Regions from separate parts of the Homo sapiens genome. Here region 2 is linked to region 1. The links are chromatin contacts, found by Hi-C or POLR2A ChIA-PET in ENCODE. All regions are on one chromosome and are shown on one strand. The core of a region is the stretch at or near the end of the contact, and the rest is flanking DNA. Distances in the headings are between cores, read along the strand shown.

Region 1 (7,503 bases), core at 572-3,071:
ACTTTCCAGAGTCGTGGGTCTCAATGGCAGTTAAGCCTCTGAATCATTGGTGAAACTTTTCAAAAGCACCGATGTTCTAGTCCACACTCCAGACACCTGGAGGCAGAATCTCCAAGGGCAGACAGAACCCGAGGATGTGTGCGTTTGACATCTTCCCAGGTGGCTTGCCTGCCTCTCCCTACTTAAGGACACCTGCAGCCCCTTGTTCTCCTTGCCTCCCATTCTCTCCATACGGCTATCAGAGTCATTCGAGTTTAAATCTGATGGTGTCAGTCACCAAGCTGAAATTCCTCAATAGGTCGTCATGCTCTAACCTAGAGCAGTTTTCTATGAAGGCTGTGAATCAGAATCACCAGAGAAGGCTAAAAAGATGCTTGTGGGCAGGTCCTACCCCAGCAGTTCTAGTTCTAGTGGGCCTGGGAGTCTGCGTCTGGGATTATTCTGCTGAGTAGAAAACACCCCCTAATTTCCTTTCATTTTTCAGTCCATTTCTCTCCCATCAGGATCTCATGGGAAGGAGTGATCGGTCTAGGGCTGGATCCGTGTGTCTCGGGGTCTCTGAGCAAAAAGATATCTGAATAATACTTCAAAATCCTTTTAAAAAGTTTAACAGCTTTTCAAAAGATGGCTTGGGTTATTGTCAGTCCTGGATATATGATGATATAACCACAGCGGTGGGCCTAAATTTTGCTGTGGACATTAATTATACGCTGGTTTTCTTGGTGTGTCTGTGCTGACTTTTAAGGATTTAGGGACAATACAACCCCATTCTCAACAGCAAAATATCACAAAAACAAAAACAAAACAGAACAGAACTTGTCTTCTTTGACTTTTCTTCACAATCATGGTGCTGGGTTTGGAAGGATACACTGATGATAATGGTGTCCAGGTTTTCAGCTGTATCCTGAGAACAGCCTGGATGGCACCGACACTGAATGCTGAGGTTCCACAGTTCTACTGCGTGTCATGTTCAAGAAGAAACGAGGCAGGTGCTGTCAACTCTCACTCTAACCAACTAATCAATATCTGGAATACACAGTCAATTCTCAGGTTCGTGCACAGAGTTGCATCTGGCAATATCTCCATAAAACAAGCAAGTCTCATCAGTAGTGGAAACTCATTCTTCCTATTTCCTTCTTCCTAACACTGAGCAAGTATTTTTAAATTTTTCCTCAGTCTCCTGATCTGTACAACCTGCCCTGCCTGCAACGTTAACCATTCTCACACCTTACAGCCTTTTGAAACCTAGGAGCCGACCAGCACTAGCCAAGAAGGATTTAATATTTTCCTGACCTGAGACGATGTGCACGTACGTGTCTTTGGTTTTCAGTCTCACAATAATGTTGCCCACTGCTTTTTAAAATTGGCTGTCTTCTCATGAATCCATAAATTTGGCTGCTTTTCCATCTTTTCCACAGCTGCATCACACTCTACAGATGTCCCTTTAGCATGTCAGGGCAGCTTTACATACATATTGTCGAACTTCCTCTCCCTTTCTCTGATGTACTGTGTTGTCGATTCAGTAACTCAGGCTTAACAGCACAGGAGCTCATGCCTTCAAGAAACTTCCCTAACATACGTGTCTTCTCTGCAGGTCTCTCTCAGCCTCCCTGCGCTTAGGGACAGTGGACAGCACTGCAGCACTGCACTTGGGGCCATTTTAAACAGCGAAGTCACCAAAACCAAGCAAAAGAATGCTAAAAGCACAGTACTAAACAGACCATGGAAAAGATATATGTACAGCATGAGAAGGTAAAGTGTCTGTCTGACCTCAGTGGGGAGCATAAGCACTGGATGACTCAACTTTTTCACTTCTCTGTGCATGTCCAAAAATGACAAAAATGACTCTGTGGAAGTACTCTGTGTGTTGATTTGGGGGTTAAAATACATTTGAGCAGCTGGACGCAGTGGCTCATGCCTGTAATCTCAGCACTTTGGGAGGCCAAGGCGGGTGGATCACCTGAGGTCGGGAGTTCAAGACCAGCCTGACCAACATGGAGAAACTCCATCTCTACTAAAAAAATACAAAATTAGCCGGGCATGGTGGCGCATGCCTGTAATCCCAGCTACTCGGGAGGCTGAGGCAGGATAACCTCCAGTGAGCCAAGATTGCACCATTGCACTCCAGCCTGGGCAACAAGAGCAAAACTCCAACTAAAAAAAAAAAAATTTTTAGCAAGCAGGTGAATTCACAAATGTGCAATCTGTGAATCTGTGAATAAGGAGGATCAACTGCACGGTGTGGGGAACTTCTCAGGCAACTGACCAGGCTATTCTTAGTAATGGCTGGTGTGACCTAAATGCTTTGCCCATTAAACCTTTTCTTTTTTTTTTTTTTTGAGGCAGAGTTTCACTCTGTTTCCCAGGCTAGAGGGCAATGGTGTGATCTCAGCTCACTGCAACCTCCACCTCCTGGGTTCATGCGATTCTCCTGCCTCAGCCTCCTAAGTAGCTGGGATTACAGGCACCCGCCACCTCACCTGGCTAATTTTTGTATTTTTAATAGAGACAAGGTTTCATCATGTTGGCCAAGTTGGTCTCGAACTCTTGACCTCAGGTGATCCATCCACCTCGACCTCCCAAAGTGCTAAGATTACAGGCGTGAGCCACCACACCTGGCCATGTCCATTGTCTTTTGTCACAAAAGCGAAGCACATTAGATGTGATAATTTGATAAAGGTCATTTGGACAAAGCAGGCAACGTTTAATCCCTTTTAAAAATTTCTTTTCCCAAGTCAAAGTAAACAATGAGCTCATAAGCCTCATAATGATGCCTCTTCAGCAACTAAGTGGCCAACATCTGTAAGTTACTTGATATCCTACCATCAATGGCACACATGCAGGAATTGTTTTCTTCTTTAGACCAAGAGCACACATTTTTCATCCACTCTGACACCTATCATCCATCTCTATCAGCTCCAAGAGACAACACAGTGTCAATGCTTGGTGACAACACAGTGTCAATGCTTGGCAAGGTATTTCTTCTGAATAACCCATTCCTACCCCACAGAATGTCCTTAGGAAAAGTCCCTGTGAACTCTCATACAGTCACAGCTGAAGTGTCCCAACTTGTGGCCTCCAAGCCCATCAGGCTGCTTAGAGACAGTGGCAGCAGCATGGCTCACACACAGCACATCTAGCACAGACAAGAAACATTTGTGGCTGGGTACAGTGATTCACATCTGTAATCCCAGTGCTCTGGGAGACTGATTTGGGACAATCGCTTGAGCCCACAAGTTTGAGGCTGTGGTGAGTATGGTCATACCACTGCACTCCAGTCTGGGCAACAGACTGAGACCCTCTCTCTAAAACAACAACAAACAACAAAGCATTTGCTATTTTTCACAGTCACTTATGTTGCTTACTCTTTTCTTCTGTTATCCAGTTTTCAACTTAGTTTAAGAGATTAATGATTGTTTCTTAGGTGACATTCTTCCCAGGAGATTATAGCACACTCAAATGAAAGACTCTTCATAAACCCCAGCCAACACACAGTCAAAAACCTTCCCACAGTCACCCACTGCTGCTGGGTTCTTTAGTGTCCTACTCACTTCCAATCCACATTTCACCTGGGCTTGACCCCACTTATTTTTTAGCTCACTGATAAGTTGAGTACTGTGTAACTTGATAACCCAGTGCTGTTCCACCTGATCTTCCAGTGCAAACATGGTTTCTTTCATGTCTTTGATCTCTGCATCACTCTCTGATGATGCTTCTTGCAGCTTTAGGCTGGTTCTGTTTAGCTGTTCTGCTTGGTGATTATCCATCTCCTTCAGGTATGAATATTCTTTTTCCACTTAAAATAAAAGGAAAGTTCCCTGGTCGGTTTAACAACAAAGTTCCCACAGCGATCAGTCCACTACAAGCCAAAGCCCCATCACGACACAATACACCCATGTAACAAACCTGTACACGAACCCCCTCAATCTAAAATAATACATCACAAAAAGCCCCTGGCAAGTGAGCAGCAGGCTCATGGACACAGTGGCAAAGACGCCTTTGGCATGTGCTGTTTCTTGCATTATTAGCCTCAGAAACAGCCGAGGCCACGAACAGTCAGAGAAACATGATGTATGCTTCCAAATGGCTGGATTCTGTACCCCTTCCTACAAGCGAAAGGGAAATCTGCACGCACTTAAATATTTCTCTTTCCTGCAGCTGGGGGAGCAGTGCTTCCCTGGGAGGCACTGGCCCTGTACCAAGAGGGCTGCCTGGTGTGGCCGCCCCACCGCACATCAGCTATGGGGTGGCGCCCTCTGCGGCTAAGCTGTGAACAACACCCCTGAAGCAAGGCTGATCTTCAATCTCCTTAGCCAAAAGATACTTAGCAGTAAGTTACAATGTTTCTTTAGAGAAATACACTATGAACCTGATAGAGAACCACAGTGGAAGGCACAGAGCACTGAAACATACGCATACCAGAAGCAGAAAAGTGGCACAGTACAGTCCTTCCACCTGTGCAATTTTTGATTGTTAATATTTTAAATATACAGGAAACTACCAAGAATAATGATAAACAGGTACCCAGACTTAACAAGTTAAATTTTGCCACACTTGCAAAATCTTTTTAATCTAGGAAGAATTTTTTAAAGCTTCAATGTACCCTCCCACCTCAGAGAGTAATAAGCATTATCCTAAAATTGCTATGTGGTCATCCCTTGAATGGTTTTTCACTTTTACTATAATGTATGTATCCATGATAATGCCTAGTATTGTTCTGGGTGTTTTGAGTGTTTTACACAATGTTATATATACTATATTGTGCTTTTAGAGTGTCGGGTTTGTAACATGGTAATATGCTCTATCCCTCACCATCTTATGCCTATTATGCCCTTGCACCTTGCTTTTAGCTGTGTTTTCAAAATGTATCCATACTGGTACACATCCTGCTAGGTGGCTACTTTAGTTGCTGCACAGTATTCCACTGTCTTCAGAAGAAACTATCAACAGAGTAAACAGACAACCTATAGAATGGGAGAAAATATACATTGTTAAGGTATATATTAACAAAGGGAAGCCAGGCAGGTGGCTCAGGACTGTAAACCCAGCCCTTTGGGAGGCCGAGGCGAGTGGATCACCTGAGGTCAGGAGTTCGACACCAGCCTGGTCAACATGGTGAAAATTCTGTCTCTACTAAAAAATACAAAAAATTGGCCAGGCGCGGTGTCTCACGTCTGTAATCCCAGCACTTTAGGAAACCGAGGCAGGTGGATCACTTGGTCAGGAGATCGAGACCATCCTGGCCAACAGGGTGAAACCCTGTCTCTATCAAAAATACAAAAATTAGCTGGGCATGGTGGCATGTGCCTATAATCCCAGCTACTTGGGAGGCTGAGGCAGGAGAATCACTTGAACCAGTGAGTCAGAAGTTGCAGTGAGCCGAGACAGCGCCACTGCACTCCAGCCTGGTGACAGAGTGAGACTCTGTCTTAAAAAACAAAAAACAAAAAATTAGCCAGGTGTGGTACCAGGCGCCTGTAACCCCAGCTACTTGGGAGGCTGAGGCAGGAGTATCACTTGCACCCTGGAGGTGGAGGCTGCAGTGAGCTGAGAGCACGCCATTGCACTCCAGCCTGGGCAACAAGAGTGAAACTCCATCTAAAATAAATAAATAAAAATAAAAAGGAACACAGCAAGAAGATATAACAATTATAAATTTATATAAACCTAATGGCAGGATCCCAAAATATATTTTTAAAAATTGACAGAATGAAAGGGAGAAATACTCTTACACTAATACTAGGATATTTCAATACTTCACTTTCAACAGTAGAACAACCAGACAGATCAATAAGAAAATACAGGACTTGAACAACACTACAAACCAACTGGACACAACAGACATATACACAACACTCTACCCCACAACAGGAGAATACACATTCCTCTCAAGTGCACATGGTACGTTCTCCAGGATAGACCACATGTTAGGCCACAAAACAAACCTTAACACATTCTTAAAAATTTAAAATAATTCAAAGTATCTTTTCTGATCACAATGTTATAAAACTACAAATCAATAACAGAAGGAGAACTGGAAAATTCACACATGTGGAAATTAAACACACTCTTCTTCAACTGGTCAAAGAAGAAATGACAAGGGAAATTTGAAAATATCTTGAGACAAAGGAAAATGAAAAGGCAACATGCCAAAAGTTATGGGATACAATAAAACAATGTGAAGAGGGAAGTTTATGTAAACGCATACACTGAAAAAGAAGAAACATAACCAGATCATAACCTAATTATACACCTTGAGGAAATAGAAAAGGAAGAGCAAACCAAACCCAAAGCTAGCAGATGGAAATAATGATTACAGCAGAGATAAACAACATACAGATGGAAAAACAATAGAGAAAATCAATAAAACCAAAAGCTAGCTCTTTAAAAGATCAACAAAATTAGCAACACATTAGCTAGACTAATAAAAAGAAGACTCAAATTATCAAAATCAGAAATGAAATTTGTTAAGAAAAAGAGAAAACTCAAATCATCAAAATCAGAAGGGAAATTTACTAAGAAAAAGAGAGAAGACTCAAATTATTAAAATCAGAAGTGAAATTGGAAACAGTATTACTTATTTTATGAAAATAAAAAAGATTATAAGAGAATACTATGAACAGCAGTATACCAATAAATTTTATAACCTGGATAAAATGGGCATATTCCTAGAAACACACAATCTACCAAAACTGACACATTAAGAAACAGAAAATCTGAATAGACCTACAACTAGTGAGGAAGTGAGGAGACTGAGTCAGTAATAAGAAACCTACTGGCCAGGTGTGGTGGCTCACACCTTTAATCCTAGCACTTTGGGAGGCCGAGGCAGGCAGATCACTTGAGGTCGGGAGTTCAAGACCAGCCTGACCAACATGGAGAAACCCTGTCTCTACTAAAAATACAAAAATTAGCCAGGTGTGGTGGCACATGCCTGTAATCCCAGCTACTCAAGAGGTTGAGGCAGGAGAATCGCTTGAACCCGGGAGGCAGAGGTTGCAGTGAGCCGACATTGTACCATTGGACTCCACCCTGGGCAACAAGAGCAAAACTTTGTCAAAAAAAAAAAAAAAAAAAAAAAACCAATGACAAGCACAAGACCAGATTGCTTTACTAGTGAACCCCACCAAAACATTTGAAGAATCAACTCTAATTCTTCTCAAACTCTTCCCAAAAATCAAAGAGGAGGGAACACTTCCTAACTCACTCTATAAAGTCAGCATTACACTGATACCAAAGCCCAATGAAGCCATCACAAAAAAGAAAATTACAGACCAATATGCCTTAAGTATTTAGATGCAAAAATTCTCAATAAAATATTAGCAAAGTGAACCCAACAGCATATCAAAGAAATTATTCACCATAACCAAGTGGAATTTATTCCTGGAGTGCAAAGATGGTTCAACATAAAAAAAAATCAGTAAAATGCACCATATTAAAAAAATTAAAAGGCCAGGCATGGTGGCTCATGCCTGTAATCCCAGCACTTTGGGAGGCTGAGGC
Region 2 (7,248 bases), core at 236-2,735, 50 kb before region 1:
TAGGCTGGAGCTCAGTGGCGTGATGAGGGTTCACTGCAGCCTCGGCCTCCTGGGCTCAAGTGAGCCTCCCACCTCAGCCTCCCACATAGCTGGGACCACAGGTGTCCACCACCACACCTGGCTAATTTGCCTTGTAAATTATATGTAGAGACAGGGTCTTCCTATCTTGGCCAGGCTGGTCTCAACCTCCTGGACTCAAGTGATCCTCCCGCTTCAGCCTCCCAAAGGGCTGGGATTACAGGCATGAGCCACCACGCCCTGCCCATTTTTTTAAGTTGGATTATTTTACACTCAAGTCTGCTATGAATGATAGTTCCAGTTGTTCCATATCCCAATCAATTGGTGATTGCCTACAAATGACGTGACGTGATGAAAATATTCCTGGTGTTCGAGAGGATTGCAAAGAATTTCCCTTCCTTTCTCTCCTTTCTGCTCCCCTTGTACTGTCTATTCCTTAACTTGGTCAGATTCTACTTGATCCAGAACATAATGGGATGGAGAGTGCAGACGACACACACGGCCTCAGTCTATGGGAGCATCTCAAAGGAATTCATCTGCAAATTCTAGTGCATCTAGGCAGAGCACAGGAAGGAAGAGACGTGCAGACTCACGTATGGCCTGGGGCACCTGCCATCCCCTCGAGCCTGTATGGTCCTTACCCGCCCATCCCCAGCTTGAGTTCTGGGCCTTCTCGCCAGCACATCGTTGGGACCTGGTCAACTTCAGGTAAGTTTATTTCATGGCTCCCTCTCCCCTCTGCAGCCTATCCTGTTATTCTCTGTTTCAGCCAATTATTTCCCCTAACTAGCTGCTGAAGCCAATTAAAGGCAGTTCATGCCATATGTTCCTTCCCACTCCCATGTCGCTTGAAATGTTCTGTTATGTCCAAGACTTCTCTCCCCATCCTAAAGCTCAGAAAATAAGGATGGAGAAGAGAAAAAAGAGAGATTCACTGAGAGGGAGGATCAGAAGCTCCTGGGCACCACATACTCTAGAATAAAAATCTTCATTATAGTGTTTTTCATGCAAAATATTCCCTTCTACATAATTATGTTTTTACATGAAGAATAGAAATTTAAAGAGGAGAAATACTTTTTGAAGAGTCTGAGAATCTTCATATAGCTCAGGCTGCCACGAATTAGCTGTGTGACCTGGGGCATCTCCCTTAGACTCTGAGCCTCAGCTTCTCTATATGTAAAATGGGTTGAAGCCGCCCTTCCCCACAAGCACCCTGTGCACAGGCAATGCCCAGCCCCATTATTTTCTGGAACCAGTGGCCAAGCATGCTTAGGACACCCAGCCACATACTTCTGGGCAGTGTCATCTGGCAACTCACTGTCATGTCAGTGTGGTCAAGCATTGTAGACCTCTATAAACCAATTATGCTTCAGGCTGGGGTTGAGCACAGGAGAGGGAGGAGGGAAAGGTCACTGGGGCTGGGAGTGCCTACTTCCCTCTATGAGTGTCACCCCAGTTCAACCAGCACCCTACCACCTTTCTCTCTCTGGACCCACTTCCTCTTGCTGCCGGCTCCTCCCCATTGAATAACAGCCAAGTTGCTTTGGTTTCTATTTCTTTGTTAAGTCATTCCTTCTGCAAAGGACTGCCTGGCAGGTGTGAAAGGCAGCGGTGGCCACAGAGGCGGTGGAGATGGCCTTCAGCGGTTCCCAGGCTCCCTATCTGAGCCCAGTGAGTTCCAGGGCCGTGGGCACAGGGCTGCCTCAGCCAGGGGGACACAGTTATGGGGCTCTGAGGGTGGCAGGAGATAGGGGTGGGAGCATCCCAAAGAGTACACAAGCAGGGAAGAAATGTCAGTAGGGGTCATCCTGGCACACCTGTGCCATGCTGAGCTCACTCATGCCTGGAGGGATGCTCCTCCCATGAGTCATGGGTTTGACAGTGTTGACTGAGCTGTCCTGTCCTGTCCTGTGCGCTCAGGGGAAGAGGTGTAGAGTGGGATGGTTTGTGTAAAGAGGAAGCAAGCATGCTTCTGGGACAGTAAGGATGCTACCCGGCATGGTAGTTAAGGGTGCGTACTGTGGAGTTGGCCTCCCTGGGTCCAGCTATTTACTGGCTGGTGGTCTCTGGGCCTCAGTTTCCATACACTGGTGTGGATCCCTGAGCGGGCCACATCTGTCCTTCTCTGTTCACCCTGCTTTCTCACCACCCTCACCCTTGTAGGCTGCCGTCCGACCCCAACTCCTCCAACTCACAGTGCTCCAGATCTGCTCTGGGTCTTTGGAGTCCCTCTTGCTCCCAGGCACAGCCCTGACTTTTGAGTGCTCCCCTGGCGACAGTGGCCAGTGGTCTTGGCCCTTGCCCAAGGCTCTTCCTCCATTCTACCCTAGAAAGCAGCCCTGGCAAGAGCACCTGGGCCCAGACCCTGCCTCCAACTCTGATTTCTAACCTCAAAACATAGATGGAAACAGTAATATTGGTATTGCAAAATGTATACTTCAAGATTAAAAGGACTAACTAAAATTAAAGGTAAAAGCCACCACCAAGAAGATAGGGCTAGAAACCTTTATGTATGGTTCGACATAATCTCTTAGAAATCAAAGCTTTTTACACAAACCACAGTTCAGAGGAAGAGACTTCAACACATCCGACTCAGAATTCAGCAGATCAAGTGGCCACAAGGGATGAGAGACACTCGATCTGCCACTGAGGCACCGGGGTCGATGGCGGGCCTCAGACCACTCACACCCTGAGCCCCGAGAACAGGAGGAGGCCTAGCCTTACTTCTGCACAACTAACAGGTCCTTTCAGAAGACTTTCACCAAAACAAGGGCATCAGTCCCAGGGAAAACTTCAGTCTTCACTGTTAGAGAACACAAAAATTGTCTGGAACTTTTAAATGAGAAGTTTCCCAACTTCCAACCATTTCTTTTTTTTTTAAAGCTTCAAGTTTTCGTTTGTCAGATTTGAGAGTCAGAGTCTTATACCCAGAGTATAAAACATCTGTGGCTGGGTGCGGTGGCTCACGCCTGTAATCCCAGCACTTTGGGAGGCCGAGGCAGGCGGATCACAAGGTCAGGAGATCAAGACCATCCTGGCTAACATGGTGAAACCCCGTCTCTACTAAAAATACAAAAAATTAGCCGGGCATGGTGGCGGGCGCCTGTAGTCCCTGCTACTCGGGAGGCTGAGGCAGGAGAATGGCGTGAACCCAGGAGGCGGAGCTTGCAGTGAGGGGAGATCGTGCCACTGCGCTCCAGCCTGGGTGACAGAGCGAGACTCCGTCTCAAAAAAAAAAAAAAAAAAAAAAAACTTTGGCTGAGAATTAATTCTGTCACCAACACTACTAGAGAAGGCAGTAAAATAAATAAATATTACTTTTTCTTTTTTTTTTTTTTAAAAAAAAGTCAGGGACTCACTCTGTTGCCCACACTGGAGTGCAGTGGCATGATCACAGCTCACTGCAACCTTGAACTCCTGGGCTCAAGCAATCCTCCCACCTCAGCCTCACAAGTACCTGAGACTACAGGCATGTGCCACTATGCCCAGCTATTTTTCTAAAACGTTTTTGTAAGAGGAGGTCTTGCTATGTTGACCTGATTGGTCTCAAACTCCTGGCCTCAAGCGATTCTCCCACCTTGGCCTCCTAAAGCCCTGAGATTATAGGTGTGAGCTACTGCACTTGGCCCTTATTGCATTTTTGACTACATAAAAAGATAATACAGGGTTTTAGAGCTCACTAACATCATAACTAAAAAAATCAGGCCTTATTAACACAAAACTTTATTTATACTTAAAGCAAGCAACCACAAGCCAAATGTCTCTTCATCAATAAGAGTATAAAAAATAGTATGCTTCATATTAAATATTAACCATAATCAAGTAGAGATTTCCCACAACAGTAATACACCATAACCAAATTGGAATTTTGCCCCCAGATATGTAAGAATTTTTTCCTACTAGAAAATCTATTTATGTTATTAATTACATAAATAAGTTTAAAAAGAAACCATATGAATAGCTCATTAACTGCCAAAAAGGAATTTGCTATAATTCTTATCTATTTCGGGATTTAAAAAAACTCAGTAAATTCAAAACAGATGTAAGCTTCCCTTAATTGATAAACTATTCATCAGAAAACAATACAAAAATCTTAAAGTAAGATATTGCTATTAATGGAAAATAAAACAAGAATGTCCAGCATTAATAAGTATTAGTTGTTTCAGACTGTCATGAATGCAATAAACCCAAAAAAGTACAAGAGATATAAATATTGGAAAGAAGAAATAAAATTATTTGTAGTAATTTATCTGGCACACCAACAAGTATAATGAAATAATGAAAAATGCCAGGGCATAAAAATCATGACGACAATGCACATAACAGCACTGGCTGACACTCACAGGGCCCTGGCTGGGACCCAGGATGTTGTGCAGCATTCAGATCATGCTCTCATTTCTCTGCTCAGCAGCAACCTGTGGCAGAGGACCAGACCCACAGAGCCACAGAAGGGAACAACAAGTCCAGACACCACTCAGTTCCCATTCATACCTAGGCCTATCAGGTAGTTCAAGAGAGATGATGAAATAAGTGATGCTGAAATAAATGGCCATCCAGAACAAAGGAGTATGTGTATTTATATAATGTGTGTGTGTGTGTGTATGTGTGTGTGTGCATATATATATATACACACACACACACACACACACACAAAGGATATCTGGGACCTCTGTGACAGATATGGTTAATATCCTTCAGGAGAAACGAATAAAGTGCTCTGAGGCTTCCAGGCAGACAGCAATGAAATGCATGCACTCACAGTCTCATTCCATTGTGAAGCCCCACGAAACCACAGAAAGGCATTTCTTTTTTTCCCCCAAAAGCATTAACTGACAAGGAAAAAGAAAACAGCAAAGAAAATAAAACTTGGCAGCTGAAAAGTTGATGGACAAGAAATAACTAACAAAACAGACCTAAGCAAACTAAATCCCAAGCCAGCAGTGGGGAAGGGCAAAGACCTGATTATGGTACAAAATCCCCCAAAGGCTCAGGAAATTTGTGGCAAGAGGTGCTTCAGGTCGGGGGATGAAGGTGGTTAAAAACAGAAGGACTGGGTTAGAGATGTGTTCACAGAGCAGCCAAAGCTCCAGACACTCTCTCTTCCCTGCACACCAGAGCATAAAATGAAGCCTCTGGACCGGGTGGATATTGAGCAGTTGAGGCACAAGTGATACATTGAAAACAAGGGAATTAAACGAATTTACAAGGTGAGGGCTGAGATAGTCATTCTCCACCCCCAGGCCTCTTCTCTGACTGATCCCATAATCCTGGCTGCCAAGTCTAAGCCCTCAAGCAGGAGACTGGAAGGCCCTTCTCTGGGGAATGGATGAGCCCAAGAGGAAGGACCTAAAGACACTGACATCAGGAGTTTGTCATGGACATGCCACGGGAACAGCTCTCTACTATGAAGACCATAGTTGCAGGCCACATACACAGGCCCAGGCAGCGGTCAGCTTTGCAGAGCCTCCACCTAAACATGAGCAGTCAAACCTCAAGCATAAAGATAGAGAACTAAAGATACCAGTGGAACAAAGGGACTGTAGGAAACAACCCAGGTAGGGAGATTTGGTGATAGAATCAACCTACAATCTTCAGCGAAATTCATATATGACATTACATCTAGGAAACAAGAACAGGATGCTATAAAAAATTTAGGGAACAAAAAAATCCTAGAAGTTAAATATATGATAGCAAACATATCTGACGGAATTTTATTCAGCCTTAAAAAGAAATGAAATTCTGACATGCCATAATGTGGATGAACCTTGAGGTCATTATGCTAAGTGAAATAAGCCAGACAAAAAGGACAAATACTATATGATTTCACTTATATGAGGTACCTAGAGTAGTCAAATTCATAGTGATACAAAGTAGAATGGTGGCTGGGGGACAAGGGGAATGGCAGGTCAGTATTTAATGGGTAAGAGTTTCAGTTTTGCAAAATGAAAAAGTTCTGGAGATTGGTTACACAACAATGTGAATATACTCAACAATACTGAACTGTACACTTAAAAATGGTTCAGATGGTAAATTTTATGTTATACGTATTTTGCCACAATTAAAGTAAGAAAATTGAAGTGATGCAAAAACAAAAAAAAGATAGCAGAAATGAAGCATTTAATAGAATTTGGAAGATAAACTTAGGGAAGCCTCAAGTTTAATCCCAGAAAACAAAATTATAAGGCAAAGAGATAGAAAACAGGAGAAAAAAATATGATAATTAGGGGACCAGGGTAAAGGGAGTTCCAGAAAAAGAAAACAGAGTAGAAGAAATTACCAATGAAATAATTCCAGAAAATAAAGACACGAATTACTGTATTGAAAGGGTGCAGTGAGTGACTAGCATGACAAAAAAAAAAAAAAAAAGAAAGAAAGAAAGAAAGAAAAAAAAAGACCTTAAGCTATACAGCAAGGCAAACCACACTGAAAGTTTAGAATCCTGGCAACAGCCTGAACCTCCTATGAGCTTTTGGAGAGAAAAAAGTCACAAAGGACTGGAATTATTTTCTTCTTGCTGCAACACTGGCAAATAGAAGACAATGGAACAATTCCCACAAAATTATAAAGGGAAATAGTTGCTAACCTAAAATGTTATACCCAAGGAAACCATCAAGCATTAGGGTAAAACAAAGATGCAAGGCCATAAAATTTTACCTTCTATGAACCCATTCTCAGGGAGATACTGGAGGAAAAAAAAAGAAAAAGAAAAAGAATAGGATGTAGGACACAGAAGATCAAAAAAGAGAGAGGCAAAGAACTAACAGGGAATCTGTGCACCAGGCACAGAGGGCAGCCATGATGGAGGAGGTCAGAGGCTCCAGAGAGATCTCAAGATGACACTGCTGTGATCCCTGACCCCTGTGATGTGTGGGGATATCTCACAAAGAGTTGGGGTTGAATTAGTGACATTTACATAGAAAACTAAGTAAACAGGCTGGGTGTGGTGGCTCATGCCTGTAATTCCAGCACTTTGGGAGGCCGAGGCGGGTGGATTACCTGACGTCAGAAGTTCGAGACCATCCTGGCCAACATGGTGAAACTCCGTCTACTAAAAATACAAAAATTAGCTGGATGTGGTGGCATGTGCCTGTAATCCCAGCTACTTGGGAGGCTGAGGCAGGAGAATCACTTGAATCCAGGAGTAGGAGGATGCAGTGAACTGAGATCGTGCCATAGCACTCCAGCCTGGCGACAGAGTGAGACTCCGTCTCAAAAAAAAGCAAAAGAAAA

What was found. A loop is a pair of places that touch in the nucleus more often than their neighbours do. ChIA-PET counts read pairs that join two places held with the same protein, here RNA polymerase II (POLR2A). Pooled maps may share reads with other maps.
Region 2: a map of natural killer cell shows a loop between it and region 1 (7-fold over the local background). The contact joins two enhancer-like sites. A Hi-C loop is called at or near these places in 1 of 168 maps with a recorded cell type or tissue (natural killer cell), 2 of 37 single-sample maps with no recorded cell type and 4 of 50 pooled maps. POLR2A ChIA-PET finds 5 or more read pairs at or near these places in 1 of 52 experiments (GM10248).

The regions. Positions count from the first base shown.
Region 1 is chr17:20,643,594-20,651,096 of GRCh38, reverse strand. It overlaps LOC105371583 (a long non-coding RNA gene), which reads left to right. Exons shown (of 3, transcript XR_934317.3): 3 at 1,595-1,850. It also overlaps the pseudogene LOC100287072 and the pseudogene LOC729334. Among named protein-coding and RNA genes, the nearest start is that of LINC02088, 14 kb to the right of the region's middle. Within about 2 kb of position 1,821, at least 2 of the 41 ENCODE cell types and tissues checked have a DNase peak (open chromatin) inside an H3K27ac peak, as active enhancers do.
Region 2 is chr17:20,693,273-20,700,520 of GRCh38, reverse strand. It overlaps the pseudogene LOC100287072. Among named protein-coding and RNA genes, the nearest start is that of LINC02088, 64 kb to the right of the region's middle. RefSeq lists enhancers at 1,503-1,652, 1,177-1,677, 1,663-1,712, 1,803-1,892, 1,678-2,178 and 1 more. Within about 2 kb of position 1,485, at least 5 of the 41 ENCODE cell types and tissues checked have a DNase peak (open chromatin) inside an H3K27ac peak, as active enhancers do.